Regions from separate parts of the Mus musculus genome. Here region 2 is linked to region 1. Evidence: chromatin loops called from intact Hi-C (ENCODE). Cell type or tissue: heart. All regions are shown on one strand. Links, peaks and the distances in the headings refer to the core of each region. The heading gives the core; the rest is flanking DNA. Region 1 overlaps Dlgap1 (DLG associated protein 1). Region 2 overlaps Dlgap1 (DLG associated protein 1).

Region 1 (8,336 bases), core at 198-8,197:
CTCAGGGGATTTATCCCACTTACTTTCCAAAGAAACTACATGGTGCACCCCAGCACACAGGCAGTGTGCACTCCACCGTATAATGTGTACCCCAGCACACAGTGTGCACCCCAGCATACAGTGTGCATCCCAGCACACAGTGTGTATCTCAGCATACAGTGTAGACCACAGCACACAGTGTGTATCTCAGCATACAGTGTGGACCACAGCATACAGTGTGTATCCCAGCACACAGTGTGTATCCCAGCATACAGTGTGGAATCCAGCACACAGTGCGTACCCCAGCATACAGTGTGCACCCCAGCACACAGTGTGTACCTCAGAATACAGTGTGCACCCCAGCAAGATTTGAACTCTTCATCCTTCTGCTCCAATGTGCTGGTAGTACTGGAGTGGACTCCCATACTTAACTCAAAGTTATTAAAATATTATTTATTTATTCACTTATTTTTATTTATATGAGTACACCGTAGCTGTCTTCAGACACACCAGTAGAGTGTGCATCAGATCCCATTACAGATGGTTGTGAGTCACATGTCAGCTTTGCAACTTTGCAAAGGCCATGAAACACTTGCCCCTCCAAAAGGGAGAGGCTAATTGACATTTCTCAGACCACTGGGCAGGATCTGACCTGAGGGTGGGGACACATTCTGCAGGATGCAGGACAGACCCTTGCCCGCCTTCAGACAAGGGAAATCCTAGTCATCTCATTCCCTAAAGACCAATCAGTTTAAAGCGTGCACCGTCCCGCCAATCATATTGTGCCTAGTTGCATCACTCGCTGCCCGAGTGATGGTGAGACTCCAGTGCACTGGAACAATAAATTCCTCTTGCTTTTTGCACTGATCTCAACTCTACCTGGTTCACTCTGGGGGTCCCTGATAAGCTAAGGCTCCCCGGAGTCTTACACCACCATGTGGTTGCTAGGAATTGAACTCAGGACCTCTGCGAGAGCAGTCTGTGCTCTTAACCTCTGAGCCATCTCTCCAGCCCAGTTGTCTACTTTCTCAATGAAAGACAGTGCTGGTGTGGCAAGCCTCAGGGAACTCCGGGGTGGGGGTGGAGTGGTGGTGGTGGTGGGTGGGTCAGGAGAAGGCTTTCTGGAAGTTCATGTAGACTCTGCCCACTTTGGTCATCCTCTGTCAGCTCCTAAGGACAGATGTTAGGTGGTCATTGAACACACAGGCGAGCAGGGGCAGGGACCACCTTCTTGTTGGTCTCTTTGTCCCCACTTAAGATTTATTTTAAATTATGTGAATAAGTGTGTGTATGAGCTAGTTTGTGCAGGTGTCTGCGAGGGACTTTTTTTTTTTTTTTTTTTTTTTTTTTTTTTTTTTAAAGATTTATTTATTATATGAAAGTACATTGTAGCTGTCTTCAGACACTCCAGAAGAGGGAGTCAGATCTCATTATGGATGGTTGTGAGCCACCATGTGGTTGCTGGGACTTGAACTCTGGACCTTTGGAAGAGCAGTCGGGTGCTCTTACCCACTGAGCCATCTCACCAGCCCTGCGAGGGACTTTTATTGGTGTTGTTTCTGTGGTATTAGATCTTTGAACCCAGGACCACAAGCTTGCTAACCTACAGTTTTCCCCTTGAGTCCCAGGCTGCTACCAGACTGAACTTGTATAAAAGCAGTTATTAATCAAGTTCACCCTAAAACCACGTGGTGGAGAGAAAGAACCAGATCTTGCAAGTGGTACTCTGATCTTCCAATGCACACCAGATCGCACATATGAGATCACACAAGTGCATACAAAACAAACGAGAGAAATTAAAAGAACAAGACCTGCATGAGTCTGAGAGAGGGCTCGATCGTAAACACACCAGCTGCCAAGCTTCACAGCCTGAGTCGATCCCCAGAGACCCACATGGCAGAAGGTGACAACCGACTCTCAAAAGTTGTCCTCTGGCTTCCACATGCACATCGTGGCATGCATATGCCCATACACATACAAAATAAATAGATGCAGTTTTAATTAACAACAGCAACAACAAAAACATCAGGCTTAGTGGTTAATCCTGACACTAGAGTGGCAGGCAGATTTCTGTGAGCTTGATGCCTACATGATGTGTATGTGTGTGTGTGTGTGTGTGTGTGTGTGTGTGTAATATTACAAATAAACAAACAAAACAAATCTGTAAGATGTGTAGTCACACATTGTTCATACACAGAACAGAAGGACATTATTCTGTAGTGACGACTCATTTCCTGGGAAGGCGCACAAGCACAGATCAGACAATTTTCTTTCTTTCTTTAAAAGATTTATTTAAATTTATGCATATGATTTTTACCTCCCCCCCCGCCCCCCCCCCTGTGTATTCTGTCCACCACATGCATACCTGCTGCCTGTGGACCGGATCCCGTGCAGCTGGTGTCGGGATGGTCAAAAGCCCTCACGTAAGTGCTGGGAATGGAACACAGGTCCTCTGCAAGTGCTCTGGACCTCTGAGCCATCTCTCCAGCTGGCGGATCCCTGTGAGTTTGAGGCCAGCCTGGTCTACATAGCAAGTTCCAGGACAGCCAGGGCTATGTAGAAATCTTGCTGCAGTCTCAAAAAGGTCTGCCTTTAATCCTCAGAACTACCAAACAAACAAACAATTTTAAAAAGAGAAAATACCTAAGTATATATAAGTTCTAAAAAATTAACAAAACCTTGCAAAATCTCTGCCCAACAGAGTCCACATGGAAAAATTACTGCCCTATTTCAAAAATATTTACAGCTTCCCCCTTTTCAGGCCACCCAGAGAGATCCTGGTGGTTGGTGAGGCGCACTCGCTTGCCAGCCCACCTCTGGGAGGTACAGTGCACCCCACAGTAGTTAGTATGCATTCTGGCTCCTGGGAGGTGCCTGTGTGAGAATGACTTCCACTCAAGGCATCCTCCACGGAAAACACTTTTCCCTGTCACTGAATGGGGGGGGGGGGGGAAGCGGCTCTGAGCGAGCCGAGGAGGGAGGGGCCGGCAATAACTCTTGCAGTCATCCACACCCTCGCCAGTTGGTGATTACCAGGATCCCAGACACTTCCTAATGCCAGACAAACGCCCCAAGCCTCGGCATGTCTGGCTTGAAGATCTATTCAACTGATAGCCCCCGCCTTTTCGAGGGAGAGCCCCATTGCCCGGGCTAATCAAACAAAACATTGTTCTCAGAGGCAGGAAGAAAGGAAAGGCTTGTCTCTTGGACGCAATGTTTGGGATTCATATCTATATATAAAAACATAATACATATATATTCCCAACTAAAAGGTTGCTACAAAACTTGGAATTCCGGAGGCGTGGCTGGTTTGCACAGAGCGTGCACTGTATAGAAATCCCGGGAGGGGAGGAATCTGAAAGCTAAGTGCCATTAAAAGAAGGGGGTGGGGTGGGGGGAAGCCCCAGGCACTTGATGCCTGTAAAGGATGTAAGTCACAGCCACTCTATTAGACCTGCAACCAAACTAGACTCAGATCCGTCGCAGCTGCCCTCCAAATGTCAGCGTCAGTGTTGGGCAAAGCTTGAAACCCCACCAGGCTTCAGGAGAGCCATTCTCACCCACATTTTCCCCCGAGCACTCTTAGGAACCTGGCAACAGGTAACGTGGCAACCTTTGACTTCTAAAAGGCGAGTGGGATAATTTCAGGGAACAAACGGATTGTTTTTGAGCCAGCTGCATCTCGCCTAACTGCCCCCGCACCCAACCTCCTCCCTCCCAAGACAAAGTCTGGGAAAACAAACTTAAGTGCTGCAGGCTGTCCTGCTCTCTCGCACGCCCTGGTGGCCAACATCGGAACAACATGCACGTGTTCGGAACTCCGCGGCAGTTCCCGCTGGTAAGTTTTGTGGAAGTGTGCCGACCTGTCTCTGGTGCAGAGATGGAATCCATTCAAAATGTCCCCATTTTTGTTGTTGTTTTCGAGATATGGTAGATATTTAGCCTTGGCTGTCCTGGAACTCACTATGTAGACTAGGCTGCTTCTGTCTCCTGAGTGCGGAAATTAAAGGTAAACGCTAGCAGATCTACCTGTAGAGAGTCTTCACTTTTATTTAAGCACATTGACAATTATCCACGGAATGAAACCTCTGGACTCAGACGCCCCCCTCCTCCCCAGAATCAGTGAGGGAGAATACTGGGAACAGGGTCTGGTAAACATTGCAGGAGGCTCGGGCCTGTGATTTCTTCCTTTTGAGGCCGATGTGGGAAGACCAGGGTTCAAGACCAGCCTGGACTCCTTACTCAGGCTTTGTCTTGAAAAAGCATCAACAAAACGTGATTCCTGCTGTAATTACTCCCATTTTCCCTGTTTGTCTCGTATATTCCACATACAGACACCTTTTGGGTTTTGAAGCTTTCCCAGTCAGCCCTGCTGGGTTCCTGTGTTATAAGGATTACTGAAGATTTCCACACTGCCAGATCAGCTTCCCAGACTGCAGCTACACCCAGTAAAATGCCAGCGGCTGTGTTTTTAGGCTGTCTGATCCTCTTAGACACTGCCCTACCCCCTTTCCAATGTTGGGCAGAAATGGAGGCCCAGTCCCGAGTCGCTGTTAGCCCACAGGACCCAGCGCTTCCTGGCTCTGCATCTGGAAACGGTACACGGAAGCTTGAGAGGTTCAGATCAAAGTACCTGGTCCTCTCAGAAACTTTCATTAATTAACTAAATTAGAGGACACTGAAGAATGCTGGAGGTGTCTCTTCAGAAGGCGCGGGGTCCAGGGGTTAAGGTCTGAGCCCTGTAGTATAGACCTCCACGAAGCTTGACAATCAAATAATACTATAAGCCAAAACCAGCCCATGCCTGAAACCATGAGATGTTAGAGTTGTTTTTGCCCACATCGTGTAAGGGCAAAGGTTAAGGCCGGGGGGTCTGAGTAAGCTTGGTAGGGCCGCTGGCCTGTGTGAACCACACAGCCTTTCTAGAGCCAGGGAACCGTGTGTTGAAATCGGGAGGGACATTTCGGTCTTCAGGGTTACTAATTTCCCAGGCAGCGGGTGTTGTTCCCAGATGGGAATACGATCTCTTTAGCACTTCATCTCCCGGCTTTGCCAACAGGTGCTATTGAGTCAACTGTGCACACAGACGGCCGTCCTGGCACATTCATCACCAGGAAGATGTCATTGCCATTTGTTCCATGACTTTCTGGATTTTTTTCTACCCCTGACTCAGACACAGTCACTTCCTCTTACGCTTAGGGAATTGTTTTGTTTTTTTCTTTTTTCTTTTTTTCTTTTTCAGCATTTGTAATTGTGTGTTTTTCAAAATATGTCCCCGTCTGGCCTACAGGCCTTCCTGAGTTGAATGGACTGTTTACAGAAGAGAGAGATTCAGGGCCCAAGGTCAGGGTTACAGAATTATATAAGGCTTCCTGTTTGGGCAGCTGGTCTACCAAGCCCTCAGGGCAGACTGAGTTTTGACAAAAGCCGGCTGCCCGTTGGGTGTGGTGGCACATACCTGTAGCTCAGGAATATCAGAAGTTCAAGTGTTTGGTTTTGAACCCCTGGACAAGCAACTGAGGTGTATATATATCAAAGCAGACCTGGCCTCCAGGTTCTCCCAGCATCCCTCACTCCCTACCTGGCATACCCTGCTCCCATCATTGAATTTTCCAGTCCAGGGCTGGGCTGCCATTCCCTTAGTGGCTCCTTCCTATCTAATCCTGACGTTTGGGTCTCTCTCTTTCCTCTCCTTTTCCCTCTTTGTATGAGGACTCTTTCTCCCCTCCCCGTCTCCCCCCACCTCCAGAGCAGCTTCCCAAGAAACCGGCCTTTAATCTAATCTGATCTGTCTTGAATTGACTCATTTTTGAACACGCACAGACTTTTCTTTGCTATTCTCTATATACAGACAGTATAACAAGTATTTGCTTGGTGTATGTCCACATAATTCCTACCATGCAGGAGGCTGAGGCAGGGGAGATTGCAAATGGAAAGCCAGCCTGTGCTACAAGTTGAATATTTGTCTCAGAAAACTAACATTGGGTTGGTGAATACTTGTAAGCCCAGAACTTGGGAGGCTGAGGCAGGAGGATCTCTATGAGTTTGAGGTTTTTGCAGTCTATATAGCAAGTTCCAGGCCATCCCGAGTGAGGCTTATGGGTCTATATCAGTATTAGAGTATATATATACATACATACATACATATATATATATATATATATATATATATATATGTCTATTTCAGTAGTAGAGTGCTTAGCTGGTATTGGGCAGGTCCTGGGTTTGCTCTCTAGAACCACAAAATAAAAAAAAACAATATTTATAAAGCATTTGCAGTTAGAAAGAAATTGAATTTCTGTAAGAAGTAATCTCAAAATGGCTTATATTGCCGGATGTGCAACAGGCTACATGCAAATACTATACAAGAGACAGTAGCTGAATGTTCTAGTACACTAGGACACAGCACATGAGGGTGTTCTACAGTCAATGCTCCAAAGCTACCAAAGCTACTACATAGGCAGTTGTGGCCAGTTCTGTTGGCACTCGTCAAGTGCTGGCTAAGTTCAGCTACGACTAGTCAGCTTTTGCCACAGAGCTAGTACGTCGAACGCCAGTGTTGAGATGCTTGGATAGTCATCCATGCCTGAGGCCTGGGATTCTATTCTCATCAACATGAGGAACGTATCTCTACTCCTGTGCCTTATCCAGCTAACATCCTCCCTTGTCTGCCTGGTGGTGCACTCAGGTCCGATGAGATTGCTGCTGAGGGCCCGGGATACCAAACCTCCCTTATCTGTGACTGCTTTGCTTCCCACGAGTTCTTTCCACTCATCATTACTGGGTTTTTGTCTCCCACGGCCTAGGCTGCCCTAGAACTCGCTGTGTACTCGAAGCTGACCTCGAGCCCCTCATCCTCCAGCTTCAAACTTGCCAAGGGTTGGGATCACAGACACACCAAGGTAGTTGTTCTCCCTTCTGAGAACCTTCGTTGTTTTGTTTTGATATTGAGCTTGAACCACCTTGAACTTCTGATCTTACTCACCTCCTAAGGGGTGGGGTTACAGGCATGGACCACTAAGCCTTTTTTTTTTTTTTTTTTTTGTTAAACGAAGTACTGCGACTAAAACCATTACTTTTTTTTTGCATGCTAGTCAAGTACTCCACAAACTTAGCTGCATCTTCAGCCTGGTTTGAAAGTCTCTTATTTTAGGTTACACTCACGATTTGGGTTTTATCATGGCATCTTTCCAAGAACCCTTCTCATTTCAACAGAACTAGCATGGAGTCCCTGAGTGTTAGGACAAACCCAAATGGGGACCACAAACGTCTGCCGGCCTGGGTTTAGTAAACAGATCTCAGCCGCGATTCACTCTTCCTGGGGCCAAGGCCATAGCGCGCTCCGGAATGGGAGGAGAGTATCCAGCGCATGGTAGTCCTCTGTGCTGCTTCAGGAAGTGAGAGGCCTGTTCACAAATCACATCTACGGGAGCCCGGGTCTGCTAAATCTCAGCCTCAGGTGATGCCTCCTTGTCTCAGTGCCTGGCACTGAGAGCGGCCTGAAGAAGGAGGTCGGGAATCTTGTGCCTTGGAAACCGCGATTTGTGGAGAAGCCAGAAAGGAAACCGTTCTTTCCTTCCGGTTAGTTCCAGCAGGGTCCGGGGAGGGCGGGGCCTGTGGGAGGTGCAAGCCTCCCAGGGTCTCTGAAGGTTAGCTCTTAATTATTCATCTCACTCCTTCCTCCTTTTTCAAAGGGAAAACTCTACAAGTTAATCTGTAATGGCCTCAGAGAAAGGATGCGTGTTAGGATGCGGGTTTCTTATGCATACTCAGATAGCAAGAGCAGCCCTGAGAAGGACAGACTCTCTTTAACTGCTGCTCCTCGACAGCCGAGGGCACAAATCGGAAGAAACTTTCCAGGTGCTCCTGGGGGATCTTTCTGACTACAAGACTATTTAAAGTATCCCTGACGGCTGAACTTGCCCTGCCTCCGTAGCGTATAGCCCTGCCGTAGAGCACACACCTACCATGTACAGGGATGTATTTCTAGCGTGGATAAAGAGACAGGTGGGGCGCGGATGCTTGTCATTTGCCAAAAATTTTCAGTTAAACGAAACAAAACCCAGCAACCTTCCAGTCCCTTTGAAGTCAAGATTAAAATTGTTATCAAGTTACTCCAACCTCTATCCCCCATTCACTGTGTGTTAATGAACCCAAGGCTGTAGCTGGTCTCTTTGAATTCCAAAAACAACCCTGCAGAGGAGGGTGTAGTCAGCAGATTAAAAGTGTGTGTGTGTGTGTGGGGGGGGGGGGGAGGCCAAGAGAGAGGTTGTTTTGCCCCAGCTCTCCCAGGATAGACCTGGCCTGGAAGATGTCCTTCCCACTGAAGCCTACTTATTTTTCAGACATGCCACTGT
Region 2 (8,336 bases), core at 36-8,035, 47 kb after region 1:
AACAAACAAACAAACAAACAAACCAACCAAAACCTATATTTAAAAAATCATTTAGAGGAAATACAAAGAGCCAGGACTTGCTAAGCCAAAATGCCAAAATAAAAATATAAAAAATTAACTATTACATTTTAAGAGATGGCTATTATGATCCTTTAAAAAGTTATTACTATGCCAGCAAGATTTTGCTGAAAGGACCCTGATATAGCTGTCTCTTTCCTGGCAAATACAGAAGTGGATGCTCACAGTCAGCTATTGGATGGAACACAGGGCCCCCAATGGAGGAGCTAGAGAAAGTACCCAAGGAGCTGAAAGGGTCTGCAAACCTATAGGTGGAACAACAATATGAACTAACCAGTACCCCCAGAGCTCATGTCTCCAGCTGCATATGTAGCAGAAGATGGCCTAGTTGGCCATCATTGGAAAGAGAGGCCCCTTGATCTTGCAAACTTTATATGCCCCAGTACAGGGGAATGCCAAGGCCAAGAAATGGGAGTGGGTGGGGAGGGGAGCAGGGTGGGAGGAGGGTATAGGGAACTTTTGGGATAGCATTTGAAATGTAAATGAAGAAAATATCTAATAAAAAAAAAGAAAAATTTTTATTACATCAGAAACATTTAACCATGTGTCCTCTGGTGTTCCTAAAATCGATTAAAAAAAAAAAAGACTTTGAGGAATTCCAAAGGTTCTGATCCCCAGCTCCACTTTGAAGAGAACTGTAGACATATCTTGTTTAGCAGAGAGATGTCCAGTAAGACCCAGTGGTAGGCCACAAAGATGAACAGAACCAGGGGCCACACCTTTGGATGGACAAGGTTCAGGGCAAGTTCAATGGGCACAGTCATAAAATGGGCTGAGAAGTTGATGGAAAATGGACAACTCAGAACATGTGACAAAATTCTGATGAGTAGACCCAAGAGTGGTGAAAAAATTGTCCCTAAGGGACCAGGCCTGGGCTCCTCAGCTGAGGAATGGGAAGCCTGTGGGTTTCAGAACAGCCGCTGGCCACTGATCACTATGGTGCCTCGTCTAGAATGGAAGTGTTTGTTCTGATATGGACAGGCATGCCCTCCAAAGGCACTTGCGTGGAAAGCTTAGTCCTCAAGGCAATGCAGAGGGCTGGGATGTCAAGAGTGATTGAGTCAGAAGGATATTTGGCTAATCAATAAGTGTCTCGAGCCACTGATAGATTCATAATTGAATAGACTGCGGGGAGGTAGTGGATGCTATGAAAGGAAAGGTGGGTCTGTGGTGGCGTGTTGTATCATGGTGGCAGGGTGGGGCACAATGGTTGAGGATTGCTCACCTTAAAGAAGCTAAAAAAAAAGGGTGGTGGTGGAAGGAGGGAAGGAGAGAGGAGGCAGAGAGACAGACAGAGAGAACAAAGAGTTCTGGGGATGGAGTGCCAGGATCTCCTTCAGGAACACGTCCCTACTAACTTTCCATCGTTCCATTATCTTCTAGTACAGCCACAGGTTGATGACGAAGCCCTCACGCATGAGATGCTGGGGACATTTCTGATCCAACTAGAAATGACTGTAATCATTTCTGATTAAAATGCAGAATCTGATTTTTTAAAAAAAAGTCTATTTACGAGCCTCTATGCATTGCAGGGTGACACATTTCATGGCAACAGCTAAGCAAGTTAGACCTGACTGGTCTCACCTGAGATTGTCCCCACAGCCTGGCCACGCCATTCTTTTGTGTCCCTGAAAGCTAGCTAGCTGGAGCTTCTTCTCCATTTATCCATCGTTGCCTGCTTAGTGCATGAGGGTTTTCTCCAGAAGCTTCCCCGAGCCTCTCTCTTTGCTCCCTCCTTGCAGCGATTCTCCTATCGGTCCCAAGTTCTCTTCCGGGAGCACAGTCATCTTTGATGATTTGAGCCATGCCACTACTCACCTCTAGAATGTAAACCCCATGAGAACAGAGGCTCCCTTTGATCACAGTGGGATTCCTGGCTTCAGCAAGTGCTGGATAAATATTTGTCAAGCAGATGAATTGATTGTCTGATGCTGTTGATAAGGACTCCCTCCTCGACACAGCCTTAATAACTCACCACTATTCTTTTTGCTCATGTGCTGTGCAAACCTGGATTCCCAGCCACAGGAAGTGGGCAAGTATGTGTGACTTATTAATCGCTCAGCTATGGTCTGTGGGCGCAGCTGGTCACCCCCGAAAACTCAGGAAGCCCAGGAAAAGAGGCCATGAGAAGCCCCTGGGAATGTGTGGGTTCGGGGTTGCAAGGGTCAGGTGCAATTTGTGCTATCTCTCATTTATGGTTTTAGGGGAAATAGGGACAGGGGGCTTTCTTGGGAGTCCTGAGAAGTTAGTGGTGGTCAGACTGAAGCACTTCTAAGTTGAAGTTATAACCTGTTTTTTGCTGGGTCAGGAGCTATTTTTCACCCCACATCTACAGCAGAAGGAAGCTGCAATCTCAGGGCCGGGCAAAGCTGCCACTTCCCACAGTAACTGTGCTCAGAGTTTTGTTCACTTCCTCTTGGGGATGCACCTCGACTTATTGTTCCCATAGGTACGGGAAATGTGGCTCCCTTGGAAAGTGGCTCTCTACAGTTTTCCTGCATCTCTTGTCACTGTTTCTATTAGTTACATAAGCAAATGTCTTCATCGATGTCTTTATAACTTCCATTCTATAATTTCAAAGTGTCTTCCTTTATACCTCTCACTCCTCTATACCACACACATACACACACACACAGAACCTGTACACACACCCACACCTGTACACACACACATACACACAGATGCATCCATACACACATATACACATTTGTACACACACGTATACACACATCCATACACATATACGCACACACGTACACAACATTCATACACACATGTACATATACATCCATCCACACATACAAATATACATATCCATCCACACACACAAACACACACATGCATATATACACACAGGCACACACACACATCAGTACACATACACAAACACATGTGCATACACACAGACACACTTGTACAAATACATCTGTACACACACACACACACACACACACACACACACACAACTGTGTAGGGCGTGGAATCCAGAGCCTTGACACAAAAACACAGCTCTCACCTCAAAGGGAATGAGAGTTTATTCTGGAGCCAGCTATGAATGGCCATGGTAGATGCCTCTCTCCAATGTGCTAACAGTTTGATGAAGTTGTTTTTGTTTTTTTTCTTATTTTTCGAGATAGGGTTTCTCTGTGTAGCCCTGGCTGTCCTGGAACTCACTCTGTAGACCAGGCTGGCCTCAAACTCAGAAATCCACCTGCCTCTGCCTCCCAAGTGCTGGGGTTAAAGGCATGTGCTACCACTGCCCAGCTTGATGAAGTTTTTATAGTTACAGAACAAAGTCATAAATCAAGACATTTAAAAAATATATTGGTGAGACTATTAGGTATGACTGCTGAGGGGGATAACTCCGATCTTAGGTGCAATCTGATGGCATTCTTAGCCTCTGGGTTGGAGGAAGCGTGTAGCCTGTTAGAACATTCCAGAAGGATTTACCTGAATAGTCACAAGGGTGTTACAAGGTCAAACATGGGTGGGCAATGAATGACTGTTAAGGGGCTAAAGATTGCCCAAGGGACTTGGGGTCCAGATTCATAGCATCCCGCTTTCCAATATTCCAAGCGTTAACCAAGCTTTGTGGGTCCTCCCTCCCTCCCTCCCTCCCTCCCTCCCTCCCTCCCTCCCTCCCTCCTTCCCTCCCTCCTTCTGTTTCTTTCCTCTCCCCCTTTCTTTCTTTTTCAAAGGCAAGGTTTCACTAAGTAGTCCTGACTGGCCAGGAACTCAGATCTGCTAGTGTCTGTCTCCAACAGGCACGAGCACACTGGGCTAGCCTTGTGGATGCTTTAACACCGTGAGATTCATTTATTTTTCCTGCTTGCTCAGTTCCCATAGGCAGGCGGTCTACCACTGAGTCACACTCGCCACCTGGTTCTGTGGACCCGATGTCTGTAGTTGGAGATAGGGGGAGTCCATCCACTCGCAAAAAAAAGTCTTTGTCTTTTAAGTTGAACACGCTTCACCAGGTCAGAGCTTCGGAGCTGCAGAGATTGCTCTCCTCATTTTCTAATAGCCACGTGTTCTGAACCGGTGCCCGGTGCCACCTCTGATCCTTGCCCCACCACTCCCTCCAGGGTGCACAATACCGCATTTATATCTTTTGAATGTGTACCATTTGAAAGCGCAGGGACAGAAGGCAGATGCAGGCACACCTTTGATCTTTCATCCTTGCGGGTTAAGTGAGGGCAGACACCTGGCAGCTGCGAACTGGAAACAAAATGATGCCTGGGACTGGAATGACCTGAAACGCTGCAGTGGCTGGGCCGCAGGGGCATGGAAGCTGACTCTGTATGCAGGCAGAGGACCTGATCTCGGGTAGCACCTTGAACGACCTGGCTGGGGCTGGCTGGGGCTCAAGGACTTACTAGGCAAGAGGGCAGAAAAGATCCGGCAGCTGCATTAAGCAAAGTCAACAAACTATGCAGAGATGGCAGCTCAGCACCGGTGCCGACGGGCTATTCCGGTGAAAGTGCATTTAGAGTGCTCTTGTTCCTTCGTGGTACTCTAAAGGATTCCTTTTAGGTACAGAGATGTCACAAATGCTTCAGGTTCCCAAGTCCTCGGCGGGACCGTATTGCCCCCTGGCGTCCATGTGCTGTTACTACGTCTTTGCCCAGGAAGCCAGAGCCGTCAATCACATCCATGAAAGGCGGAGCTTCCAGTTTTCCGCACATGGAGAAGTTTGGCAGTACAGGATTGAAAGGCAGTTTTAAACCCTAAGCCAGACCTGGGAGGGAACTTCGGAATTAAAGTTCCTCCTTCCCCACTCTGTGCCTGGCCTTCTGAATGTTCCAGAAGCTTCGAAAAGAAATAAGTCAGATTTGAATCTGCTGGTTTTTAATATTGGTGGTCGTGTGGTTACTGCACCCTGCTTCTTTTCAGTCAACTCAAAAGTGGCCCGGGCTAGAAAACCTTTCCTGACTTCTCTTCAGCGATTGCTTCGTGATAGGTGTTGGATGCCTCTCTGCTGTCAAGCTTCTCCGACTGTATGGGAAGGCAAGGGCATGGAATATTCCTGAACTGCATCTGCAGCCGCTGGGATGAGGCTTCTGTTCAGTAAAAACGTGTCCAGTAATAAACAGTTGCGTACCGTCCACACGGGGCGAAAGCATCAGGGCTTGATCAATACAGCAACCCTACCCAAGGCAAGAAGTCAACTTCTGGGTGGGAAAGAGAAGTGTGTTCATGTGTGTGTGTGTGTGTGTGTGTGTGTGTGTGTGTGTGTGTGTGTATGTGTGTGTACACACAGGTGTGTGAATGCACGTTTGTGTGTGTGGGGTGTCTCCTGGCACCTTCCCTTGTAGCCTGATATTTACATGGGTTCTGGGAATTGAATTTGAGGTCAGCATCTTACTGACAGAACCTTCTCCCAGTCAGTATTTTGTTCTGAACACAGCTATGCTTGCTTTTAGATTTTTTTCTTTTTTAACAACAACAGGCTCTCAGGTAGCCTAGCCTGGCCTCCAGGTCTAACCAAGGCTGACCCTGAACTCCTGATCCTCTGCATCTGCTGTTCATGTCCCGGGATCACAGACATCTGGTCACTGTGCCCTCCCTGCTCATATTACACATTGATTTATTAAACAGCATCATGGCAGAAGGCACGACTCCTGACTGTCAAGGGTTTACATTTTAGAGTCATACTGAGCCAACAGGTACCAATATTGTCTGCTATCCTTGTGACTTTGGGAAAAAAAAAATCACTTGATCTTTTTGTGTCTTTTTCCTCAGCTGTCAAAATGAGGTGGATGCTAGGGGTAGATGCATCCCGGGGCCTCGTAAAGGCTTCATACTCCACAGGCATTGACTAGTGAAGAGAACCATATGGATTTTCTACCAGCAGAGGTTAAAGATATTCAGAATTGGGTTGGGGTTGTAGGTGAGTGCTAGAGTTCTTCCCTGCTATGTGCAAAGCCCTGGGTCCCATCCTCAGCGTGGAAAAACAAAACAAACCCGAATTGTTGAAGGTCAAGGCTCAATCCATTCTATAAGGTATTGTTAAATCCTCGGATGCAGATGACCCGACAGGCAAAGGCGTGTGCTGCCGAACCTGAGGGTTTTGAGTCCCAGGATCAACAGTGGAGAGAACTGTTGTCCTTTGACCTCCACATGCGTGCTGTGGTATAAGTGCTTGAGTGCACACACACATTCACACACACACACACACATGTGCATGCACACACACACCACACACACACACCACACACACACACGCATGTGCATGCACACACACACCACACACACACACATACACACACACACACACACGCACGCACACCCCACACACATACACACACACACACACACACACGCGCACACACACACCACACACACACACATGCATGTGCATGCACACACACACCACACACGCACACACCACACACGCACACACACACACACGCACACACACACGAGCACAGTAACAACAACAGCAACATTTCCAAAGGTGGAGCCATGGCTCAGATGGTAAGACTTCTCCAATGGTAGTGCCATCCTTGAGGCCAGTCAAGGAAGTCCTTCACTGGTACAGATTACTACATTTTGAGTGTGTGCTGGGCCTGGGAGGCTCTGCTCTTCCCCCTCTCCAGGTCACAGCTCCATCTCAGGCCATAGCTGGGCCACTAAGAACACAGATAAAGGATCTATCACTGGCTCCTTTGAAGGAGCAAGCACAGGACATGTGATAATATTGCATAAGCATAAACGAGAACTGGAGACATTTGACCATAGAATTTTTTTCTTGAATCCCCCATCTGCCTAAAAGCAGAGCCTCTCCAAATAGCTTATTCTTTGAAAACCTAGAATTAACTAGGAAAGATGGACCATTATCTGCAGAGAGAAAGCTATACATTGAACAGTTGTTACAAATTACCATCTCTCCTTCATTATCCTAAATGTTCACTTATCTTTGTGTTTTTCTTTTCTTTTTGGTTTTTGTTTTGTTTGACAGGGTCTTACTCTGTAGCTCTGGCTGTCCTGGAACTCACTCTGTAGACCAGGCTGTCCTTGAACTCATAGAGATCTGCCTGTCTCTGCCTCCCAAGTGTTCTACACAGCTGACAGAGCACCCATTGGCTTCCTTAGAATTCCAGTGCATTCCAGCAACCTGACCACTGAGACCTGTCAGCCTGGCTTTCATGTGAGTGTCATACGCACCACCCTGCAGAGAGAGTTCCTTCTTACAGGTTGTGGCAAAGGATTTGCAGGGCAATTGTCATTCTCTGAACTAAACAGAAAGAATGGTGTGTCTTCTTTACAAACACAACCTAGCACGTGATTGTCAGAGCTTTGTGAGAAATTTTATGTGTTTGGCCTGCAGGTATGTCTGTGCACCACATGTGTGCTGGTGCCCAAGAAAGCCAGAAGAGGGTCCCTTGGTTTACTGGCTGTTTCTGTGTGACAATTTGACACAGGCTGGAGTTATCACAGAGAGCCTCCCTTGAGAAAATGCCTCCATGAGATCCAGCTGTAAGGCATTTTCTCAATTAGCAATCAAGGGAAGGAGGGCCCATTGTGGGTGGTGTCATCCCTGGGCTGGTAGTCTTAGGTTCTATAAGAAAGCAAGCTGAGACAGCAAGGGGAAGCAAGCCAGTAAATAACACCCCTTCATGGCCTCTGCATCAGCTGCTGCCTCCAGGTTCCTACCCTGTGTGAGTTCCTGTCCTGACTTCCTTTGGTGATGAACAGCAATGTGGAAATGCAAGCTGAATAAGTAAACCCTTTCCTCCCCAACTTCTTCTTAGTCATGATGTTTTGTGCAGGAATAGAAACCCTGACTAAGACTCTTGGAAATGGAGTTACAGATTGTGAGGAGCCATGTGGGTGCTGGGAATTGAACTCAGGTCATCTGGAAGAGCAACAAGTGTTCTAAAGGCCCAGCCATCTCTCAGAGTTCCTCTGAGTAATTTAAATCTGAGAATCTATAAATGTAAGTCACATTTCTGATTCTACATGCTTTATACAAACCGTGTCTTGATATTGGACAGCGACCATGTAAGCGGAATGTTCCTGTTTTCATCATAAACCAAAAAGATATTATACTTTTCTAAGTGTAGCGAGGTCACCTTAAAAAGAACACCTGTGGGACTTGACAGAAATAACAGCCTCATTCTTCTGGGTCTGTGAAGCCACTGAGCAGATGCTGGCTTTCCCTGAGCTAGGATTTGTCTTGGAAACTTTTCAACCTCCAGGCTTCTGTTCCTCCTGGCCAATCTCTATGGTCAGCAATTCTGAACCAGTCTAAGGCC

What was found. Peaks named below come from ENCODE experiments on the same cell type or tissue, not always from the same donor. Only the 100,000 strongest peaks of a DNase experiment are listed, where the experiment ranks them.
Region 2: a loop joins it to region 1, with 2.0 times the contacts of the local background. A loop is called at or near these places in 2 of 42 quality-filtered maps.

The regions. Positions count from the first base shown.
Region 1 is chr17:70,750,549-70,758,884 of GRCm38, reverse strand. The region is part of intron 6 of Dlgap1 (DLG associated protein 1); the gene reads right to left. Among named protein-coding and RNA genes, the nearest start is that of Gm36746, 37 kb to the right of the region's middle. In heart, for the core only: a CTCF peak has its summit at 3,757; DNase peaks (open chromatin) are centred at 3,014, 3,584, 4,924 and 7,444; H3K4me3 peaks cover 2,580 bases; H3K27ac peaks cover 3,568 bases; H3K27me3 peaks cover 580 bases.
Region 2 is chr17:70,703,506-70,711,841 of GRCm38, reverse strand. All of the region lies in intron 5 of Dlgap1 (DLG associated protein 1), which reads right to left. All of the region lies in intron 1 of Gm36746 (a long non-coding RNA gene), which reads left to right. Among named protein-coding and RNA genes, the nearest start is that of Gm36746, 10 kb to the left of the region's middle. In heart, for the core only: a CTCF peak has its summit at 4,673 (motif pointing left); a DNase peak (open chromatin) is centred at 4,661; H3K4me3 peaks cover 1,183 bases; H3K27me3 peaks cover 1,354 bases.